Regions from separate parts of the Homo sapiens genome. Here region 1 is linked to region 2. A link is a contact called in ENCODE Hi-C or POLR2A ChIA-PET data. All regions are on one chromosome and are shown on one strand. Each heading gives the region's core, a stretch centred on a gene start or an enhancer-like site at or near the end of the contact. The rest is flanking DNA. Distances are from core to core; before and after follow the strand shown. Region 1 overlaps ASCC2 (activating signal cointegrator 1 complex subunit 2). Region 2 overlaps NF2 (NF2, moesin-ezrin-radixin like (MERLIN) tumor suppressor).

Region 1 (4,185 bases), core at 25-2,524, 110 kb before region 2:
TGACCTGATTTTCCCCAGGCTGTGAGAAAATTAAGGACTTTGAATGAGCTTTTCAGAAGGTGAACATATTCCACTTTAAGGCCTTTCTATTTATTTTTAGTTTATGTCCTTCCTACTTTTTTGGCATTGAAAATTCCGTTCATGATTTATCCATTTATTCAACAAATATTTGTCTAATACTTACAGCATTCTAGGCTCTGGATTAATTAGGTTCTGGGGATATAGTGGGGAGTGAAACAGACACGGCCCCTGCCCACGTGGAGTTTGCATTAATCAACTCATCAAACAAGCAACATCAAATTGCAGGTATAACAAATACTACAAGCTGGAGGTGCACAGAATTCTGAGCCTTTGGTAGGGCTTCACCCCAGTCAAGAAGGCTCCTCTGAGAACATGACATGGGACCGAGAGCTAAAGGGTGAGGAGGGGTCACTTCTGCAAAGGAGGGAAGGAGAAGCTTCCCAAGCAGAGCAACAGGGACAGTGGTCCCGAGGCCATAGTGAGCACAGCAAAGGGTCCCATGAACCGACAAAGCCAGCATATTTTATGTTTTGAAAAGATCAGGGCTGGGTGCAGCGGCTCATGCCTAGTCCCAGCACTTTGGGAGGCCAAGGCAGGTGGATCACTTGAGTCCAGGAGTTCGAGACCAGCCTGGGCAACATAGCGAAACCCCATATATACAAAAAATACAAAAATTAGCCGGGTGTGCTGGCACACGCCTATAGTTCCAGCTACTCTGGAGGCTGAGGCAGTAAGATCACTTAAGCCCAGGAGGTCAAGGCTGCAATGAGCTGTGATCGTGCCACTGTACTCCAGCCTGGGTGACACAGTAAGAACCTGTCTCAAGAAAAAAAAATAAGAGAGTTCACCCAGCGTTGGAATGATGACCCATCAGAGGGACAGAGAGTTGGATGTCATGGTAAAGAGTACAACATCCAAGTAGAGAACAGCAAAATAAGATGTATTCTAGTCCCCCAAAGTTCTGCATGGAATCTAGAAATCAGGGGACTTCTTTACAAGTACAGGCTGCTCTTTCACCATCACGTGAATGGGGACCGTGAGGTTCAGAGAGGGAGGAGACCAGCCAGCCTTGTTCCTGTGGTAGGAGCCCCAGTGGCGGAAATGCCAGCTGCTTCTTCAGTTAGGGCCCTGTGCTGTTACCCCTCCCTAGGGCTGTCCACTGCTAAAAGCTTGGCTGGCTGAGGGCTTGGGGAACTGGCGCAGGGCAACTACAAAGCCGTCTGGCTGGCTGGACAGGAAGCACTTGCAAACTGCTTAGTCATACACATTGCAACACCCCCAGATCCCAGGCCAAAGATGTTATCCTGGATCAGTGGCCGCTATTCCAGGCCAGCATGGCCCTCTGTAGCTCCAGCGGTGGGCAAGGGGCAGACAAGGGGTCCTCCAGGCTGGCGAGAAGCCTGGCCCCCTGCTCCAATCCAGGAAGCCTGATTGGTAAGTTCCCCACAGAGATTAGCCATCTCTGGATATGGCCTTTCACCTTGATCTGTGGTTTTGTCCAGGGCCCATGGTATTGTAAAGTCTCATCTCACCCCACCTAGGTCATAAGTCACCTACGAGCATTTGCCAAGGGGCTGGTCCCAGCTGTCAGGGTCAGCAGAGTGGCTGGCATTGAGGTGGCCAGGTTTCTGGAACACTGTGCCCTTGTTCCTGGGGCCCTCTGGGCTGGCACGCAGAGAGACTCACTGTGCTGGGTAGCCCAGGGGCTGCAGATTGCAAAGAGGCAAAGCCTCCATTCATGTGTTCATTATTTATTCATTCAGCAAATATTTATTAAGAGATTTAGTAGCACCAGATCCTATGCTAGACACCAGGGAAACAGGGTGAGCTGGATACCCGGCCTTGCCCTCAAATGATCATAAGAAAGACCATTAAACAAGTAAGGACAGAGTGGGAGGTGCTGGGGTGGGGTACACAGGAACTTCGGCAGGGACACATGTCCTAATCCCATGAGAAATTAGGTAGGACGCTGCAGATGGTAGTGGAGTTAAAATGTGTTCGTTGTTGAATCAGATAGGCTGTACTCAGTGCTTAAGTAGTAAGGAAATCTGTTCCCTTGCATGACAAGGCGGTGTAAGGTAGGGCCGTCTAGGCTTGGTTGACCTATCATCCAGAATGTATCTTTCCAGTCTCTTGGGGCCTCACTTCGTGGTCAGGCTACTTCCTTTGAGGCTGCAGAGGGGCTGCAGCTGTTTCTACTATGGCTTCCAGACATGACAGTGCCAGGAGATAGTCCAGACCAGGTCTTCCTGTGTCTCTCCTAGAGCCTAGGATACCTTTCCCAGAAGTCTCCAATACCCCTCATATCTCATCAGGAAAACCAACTCACAGGGTGCAGGCCTGGAGCTCCAGGGTGAAACGGAAAGGTAGAAAGACCTAAAGAAAATGTAGGGTCTGTTTGGAGAATGGGTGAGGTGCAGCATGGCTGTTGTGGAGACATCAATACATGTGCTACAGGTATATCATAGCCAGTGAAGGAGTCAGTGGGCAAGAGGCAGGGTCCCCTAATCCCTTTGGACCATTCCATGGTGCCCTGGAAGACAACATGTGTTCTAAAAATATCTGTGCCGGCTGGGCGTGGTGGCTGTAATCCCTGCACTTTGGGAGGCCAAGGTGGGTGGATCACCTGAGGTCAGGAGTTCAAAACCAACCTGGCCAACATGGTGAAACCCCATCTCTACTAAAAATACAAAAAACTAGCTGGGCATGGTGGCAGGCATCTGTAATCTCAGTTACTCGGGAGGCTGAGGCAGGAGAATCATTTGAACCTGGGAGGTGGAGGTTGCAGTGAGCCAGGATCACACCATTGCACGCCATCCTGGGCAACAAGAGTGAAACCCTGTCTCAAAAAATAATAATAATTAAAATTTTATTTTAAGTGTCTGTGCCCTTGGTCTGCCTTTTGGGGAGTCGCAGAGCACATTAAGGCTCTGAAAAGTCCTGTAGTAAAAGAAACAGGATTCACTTTGTTGAGCCCAGAAAGTGCTGGATCTGCTTCGACATGTCATTTCTTTCTCACATCAGCCCTGGGAAGTGGGTGCCAAGAGAAGGAACTGAGACTTAGCGAGGTTAAGGGACTTGCCTGTGGTCACACAGCCCAGGAAGTGGCAAAGCAGACCTGAATCAGGAGACCTGTGTCTGGCCCTGGCTTTGCTCTTAGTAGCTGTGTGACCTTAAGAGGGTTGCTCTGCCTCTCTGGATCCCCTGATTCTTCACCTGGAAAAGTAGGAGTCTGTTGCTTCCACAGGCTCTTTAGAAGTTCAAAGGCAGGAGTCACCCTGCTAAGGACCAGTTTGAATTGGGCCTTGAAGGACAGGCTTGAGGAGATGAGGAAGGGAAAGGTGGCGAGGTTTCAGGGGCACCTGCATATTCCCAGGGCTTGCTCCCATCTTGGAGGCTGAGGAAGCTACCTGCTCCAGAGGGTCTCTGCAGCCACCATTGCCTGTGTTTCCAGGCTTGACTGAAGTTCTGGCCTCTGATGCATCTTTTCCCAGCTGGCTTTGGTCCTGATTTTTCTTTTTCCTTTCTGGCTCCAAATGAGGTCTGGGGCCAAGGTTGCATCTCCCTGGACAAGCTGCCCAGGTGCCCGGGCTTCACTGTCCCTACCTGTGTCTTCTTCCAGGGCATAGCTAGGGTGGGTGGAGCTTGCCATGCTTCTCTGCCTGGCCCTGCCAGGGAGCCACATAACCAGAGGCCACACAGCATGAAAGAACTGCCCCACTGCACAGAACCAGGGATGGGATGGACCAGAAGCCGAAGGTGTAGCAGAAAGGATGGTGATGCCTCTCATTCTTCCTCAGTCTCCTGGCCCAGCACAGGTCCTGGAACCTATTAGGCCCTTAGGAAATATGTGTCAAATGCATGGGTGTGCTCCTACCAGTGGCACCTACCACCTGAACAAGCTTGGGCTCCTTTTTCTTCCTCTCTACCTCTTTTTCAGCTTAGCATAGAAAGCCAGGTACAGGGCCAAGGTCACAGTCACAGGCCCCTTCCCTGGTGGATGTGAAAGATTTCTTTGAACTGAGATTTCTCCCTGGTCTAAATCAAGTGCACCATCCCTCCTGCCATACCTTGGGGCTCCTGGTCCAATCAAGTAACCCCCTACCGTGGAGCCTCCATTACCCCTTCCTACAGATGCCCAGCCAGACCTCCTGAACCAAGTTC
Region 2 (3,966 bases), core at 974-3,473:
GAAGGCACTGAGGCGGTCAGAGGGGAAGGCAGACCCACCAGCTGGAGGCAGCCACGACCTGGCTGCACTGGTCAGCAAGGGCTGCTGCCCGAGGGCCCTGGGAGCCTTCGGCCACTGCTGCTCGCCCCTTAGACAGACCTGGCTGCTGCCGCCCCATCCTTTACCCTCATTGTGCAATTCCTATGGGTTCCAATCCCCACAGGAGCCCCGGAGTCAGAATTTACTGCACAATGCTCCTCCCTGCTGCTGGAGGCCACCCCCATGGCTCTGCTTCCACCTTGGGGGTATCCTTTATCTCAGACACCACAATGCCCTCCTCCCAGCAGGTGAAGAAGGCAGGCAGTGAGACGAGGAGAGCCCTTGAGCTTCTTTCCTGCAGGTAGCAGCTCAGTGGAGCCATTTGCCCTCAGGCAGTTTTTCTACAGAGAGCTTGGGAAGCCACCCCGCGGAGCATGCAAACAGCTCTGCCACCTGCACGCCCTGCCTGGGCACTGTCTCGCCCCTCCAGTGGGCAGGCTCCTCACCTGTGGATCTTTCACCATCTGCTGCTTCTAGAAAGCTCACTGGCTGTTACATTTACAGTACACCCATAGGCAGGAAGTATTCATAAAGGAAAAGGCAAAAGCTCAGAAGAAATGGCAAAAAGCTAGCCCTTCATAAAATAAACTCTGCCTCCGAGTCTTCTTTTTAAACACATGAAAACCAGCTAACAAGTTTCCTGGTTCCCCTGCGATGCTCTCATACCCTAAGGTGTGCAGGCCCATCAGTGTTAGGTACATCTTCCTGCTCAGCAACCGGCCTGGGTCCCTCTACACTGCCCAGCAACACCTGCTTGCTAGAGCCAGAAGAGGCCTCCCAAGAAGGCCTTCACCTTGTCCTATGTTGCACTGTGAGTTGAGCACTGAAGCCACTCTGGTGAGTCCCATTCCCACCCTGAATTCCAAACAAAAATGTCCATGCTCCCTTTGGCAATCCAGCAACAGCCCTCCCCTTGCCCAACCTTGCCTGCCTGGGGAGTGGAGTCCCCCCAGGAGGGCGGGGAATTCCTCGCATGCACAATGAGTATCTTGAAGGTTATCCAGGAAGAAGAGGTCTCCAAATTTCAGCAGGTAATGAAGCAGAAGCACCTCAGGGTGTACAACCAGGGTCTCGAGGACAGTGGCTGCACCAGTCTGGGACTTGCCAAGTCTGGTCAACTGCCTTTGAATCCTTCTGAAGACAAGTGAGCCAAGCTCTGGTGAACCTGACCAGTGACGTCTGTCATGCACTGTCCTTCAAAACTTTCACTGAATCTAGACAAGGTCCAACCATGGGAGTCCCGCAGCCAGGCCCAGTTCCTTGGGCAGGCTATAAACCCAAGGGCCCTGCTCAGAGTCTCCAACCCAAAGCGCTCCTGCCAGTTCCCTGAAGATGCCTACAAGAACATGAAGCCTCCGCACCAGGCATGGGCTGACCCGCTGCTCTCCTCCAGCTGTCTCTTCACATCTGATTAGAATCAGCCGTGTGAATAACACAGGAGGAATTAAGTTCTCTCTCGACTGAACCGGCTGCTCAAGTCTGTCACTAATCCAATTCCATTCTGAGGAGACGAACTTCCTTTTCTTTCTCTGGGGCAGATCTATGAGGCTTTATTGCTATCTGACTGTTCATCTTCACATCCCCCCTCTGATCCACTTGTTGGGTCCTGGCTTTTACTTCCTGCCCAACATCGAGACTCAGCCCCGGCAGGGTCCCTTTTCCCCTGCCCACTTGTCCATAAAACTGCCAGCTGTTTGTGACAGCCAGCAGGCTGTGAGACGGCAGGGGAGAACTTAGGAGAGTTCCATTCTGGCAGAGCTGGGCCTCCTTACGCTCCCCAAATTGTGTGTGGTGTGACAAAAACAGACACATCCACCCAATCTAAACAAGTTCAGATTCAGGAGACACATCTGTCTACTTAAAAAGACAGAAGAGGCTGGCTAAAAGAACCTGGTACCCAGCCGGCACTCTCTAACCCAGGCATGCAATCTGCATCTTCAACTGTTCCTCCTCACTGCTACCTGAGGATTTTGGGTGGCCCATTAGGGTACTTCTGAGAAATGGCCCCAGGGTCTGGAGAAAGCAAGCCTGGAAGGCACCTGTGACAAACATTCTCCTGCTGCCCTGCCAGCAGCAGACGGCTTCCAGCTACAAAGCCTCCGCCAGCATCGTTCCTGAGTGCCCCCTGCTGGAAAACCACAGCATGAGGCGCACGGCCAACTCTCCTTCCAGCTCTCCTCTAAAAGCCCTTTTGGGGGATCGTTTCCCAAAGTGATGGGAGGGTAACTAAATGTATTCCGGCACGGAGCCTGCAGCAGCAAGGCTGCTTGATTAAGAATGAATTACACTTTCATCAGCACAGACAGAAAATTGATTCACAAGGCTGCATTGTGATCATCTTGTTCCTAAAGCAAGGGAAGGTTGGGGGAGACACAGAGCTACTTTGGCTATCAGTGGTGAGAGAAAGGAAGCTGTACAATTAAGCTGGGGAACAAAACTAATCAGAGCACCAGGATTCCTTCAACTAGTCTCTGGGGGCCTTGCCTCAATCCACTCATCCCAGGGGAGGAGAAAAGAAGGTAGGAGGGGACCATCTCATTCATTTTAAACAATAAGACTCACAGTACTGAACCCATTTTAGATACTAACCTAATAACTCCAGGCGCTGGGTCTCTGCTTGTCCCATAAAAATGCAGTGGAATTGAAATGTGAGCCCTAAAATCATGTTACACTTCCTCTCCACTACTACATATTGAAAACGAAGGAGCGGGGGAGGGTGTAGACACAAAAGGACGTGCAGATCCTCTGGCACCGGATCCACAGGGAGAAAGCAGACTCAGAGCAGAAAGGTGACAGCTGAATCCAGCAGCAGCAAATTCCAAAAGAATCTTTGGTTTGGGGTGTGGGAAACCTTCCCCCTTCCAAATAAGCAAAGAGGAAGGGCCAGTAAAGGGGGATGGCTGTACTAAGTGGCCAGATCAAGCTTTTCTTTACTTTCTCTTTTTTTTTTTTTTTTTTTTTTTGAGACGGAGTCTCACTCCGTTGCCAGGCTGAACTGCAGTGGCGCGATCTCCGCTCACTGCAGCCTCTGCCTCCTGGGTTTAAGTGATTCTCCTGCCTCAGCCTCCTGAGTAGCTGGAACTACAGGCGCATGCCACCACGCCCAGCTAATTTTTGTATTTTTAGTAGAGACAGGGTTTCACCATGTTGGCCAGGATGGTCTCAATCTCTTGACTTCGTGATCCGCCTGCCTCGGCCTCCCAAAGTGCTGGGATTACAGGCATAAGCCACCGCGTCCGGCCCAGATCAAGCTTTTCTGCAGTCTGGCTAGGGACAGCTGCACCCAAATGCCATATGGTGATGTGCACAGTGGGAGCACTATCCACACACTTATCCTACACAGAGGTGGAACGAAAGGCCAAGTCCACCCCAATGAACAAATCCAATTTGTTATTAGCGACTTTATCTGCTCTCAAGAGAAATCTGCCACTGAATACCCAAGGGGCCCTTTTTGTGTATTAATCCCTGAGGGACCCAAAGCAGCAAAAGCTGCCTGAAAACCTGTCTACCTGCTTTGCAGGCTGCCCTGTGGCACTGGCCGGCGGGGCCCTCCGCTGCTCCTCTGTTCCTTCCCCTGACAAATGGCCTAATGGGCCTGATTCACCTCACTGGGCAGGTGGCGGCTATCTACTGAGTGGTCTGAGCAAGAGCCTTAGGAAAAAGGTCCAGATAGACTGATGTCATTTTAAAATTGCCAACATCAAAAGAGAAATCACAGCAAGGATCATGAGAACAGAACCTCGGGCTCGCAGAACGAGTTTGCATCTGGCTCTTCCCTCCCACTGTTGCAGCAACGAATCCGGTGCCGAGGAGAGCTGCACTGAAACACATCTTCAGTGCCGAGGGGCCGAACAGGGTGTTTTACTGCCTCAAATAAGGCCTGGTAAT

The links. Hi-C counts contacts between places; a loop is a spot of excess contacts on that map. ChIA-PET counts read pairs that join two places held with the same protein, here RNA polymerase II (POLR2A). Pooled maps may share reads with other maps.
Region 1: a pooled map shows a loop between it and region 2 (1.9-fold over the local background). The contact joins two enhancer-like sites. A Hi-C loop is called at or near these places in 1 of 168 maps with a recorded cell type or tissue (PC-9) and 1 of 50 pooled maps. POLR2A ChIA-PET finds 5 or more read pairs at or near these places in 5 of 52 experiments (PC-3, PC-9, WTC11 and 1 more).

The regions. Positions count from the first base shown.
Region 1 is chr22:29,796,465-29,800,649 of GRCh38, reverse strand. The region is part of intron 15 of ASCC2 (activating signal cointegrator 1 complex subunit 2); the gene reads left to right. Among named protein-coding and RNA genes, the nearest start is that of UQCR10, 31 kb to the right of the region's middle. RefSeq lists enhancers at 1-68, 960-1,460, 1,461-1,961. Within about 2 kb of position 1,274, at least 31 of the 41 ENCODE cell types and tissues checked have a DNase peak (open chromatin) inside an H3K27ac peak, as active enhancers do.
Region 2 is chr22:29,688,253-29,692,218 of GRCh38, reverse strand. The region is part of intron 15 of NF2 (NF2, moesin-ezrin-radixin like (MERLIN) tumor suppressor); the gene reads right to left. Among named protein-coding and RNA genes, the nearest start is that of CABP7-DT, 30 kb to the left of the region's middle. RefSeq lists enhancers at 1-369, 370-990, 2,274-2,774, 2,994-3,493, 3,494-3,966 and a silencer at 2,190-2,421. Within about 2 kb of position 2,223, at least 4 of the 41 ENCODE cell types and tissues checked have a DNase peak (open chromatin) inside an H3K27ac peak, as active enhancers do.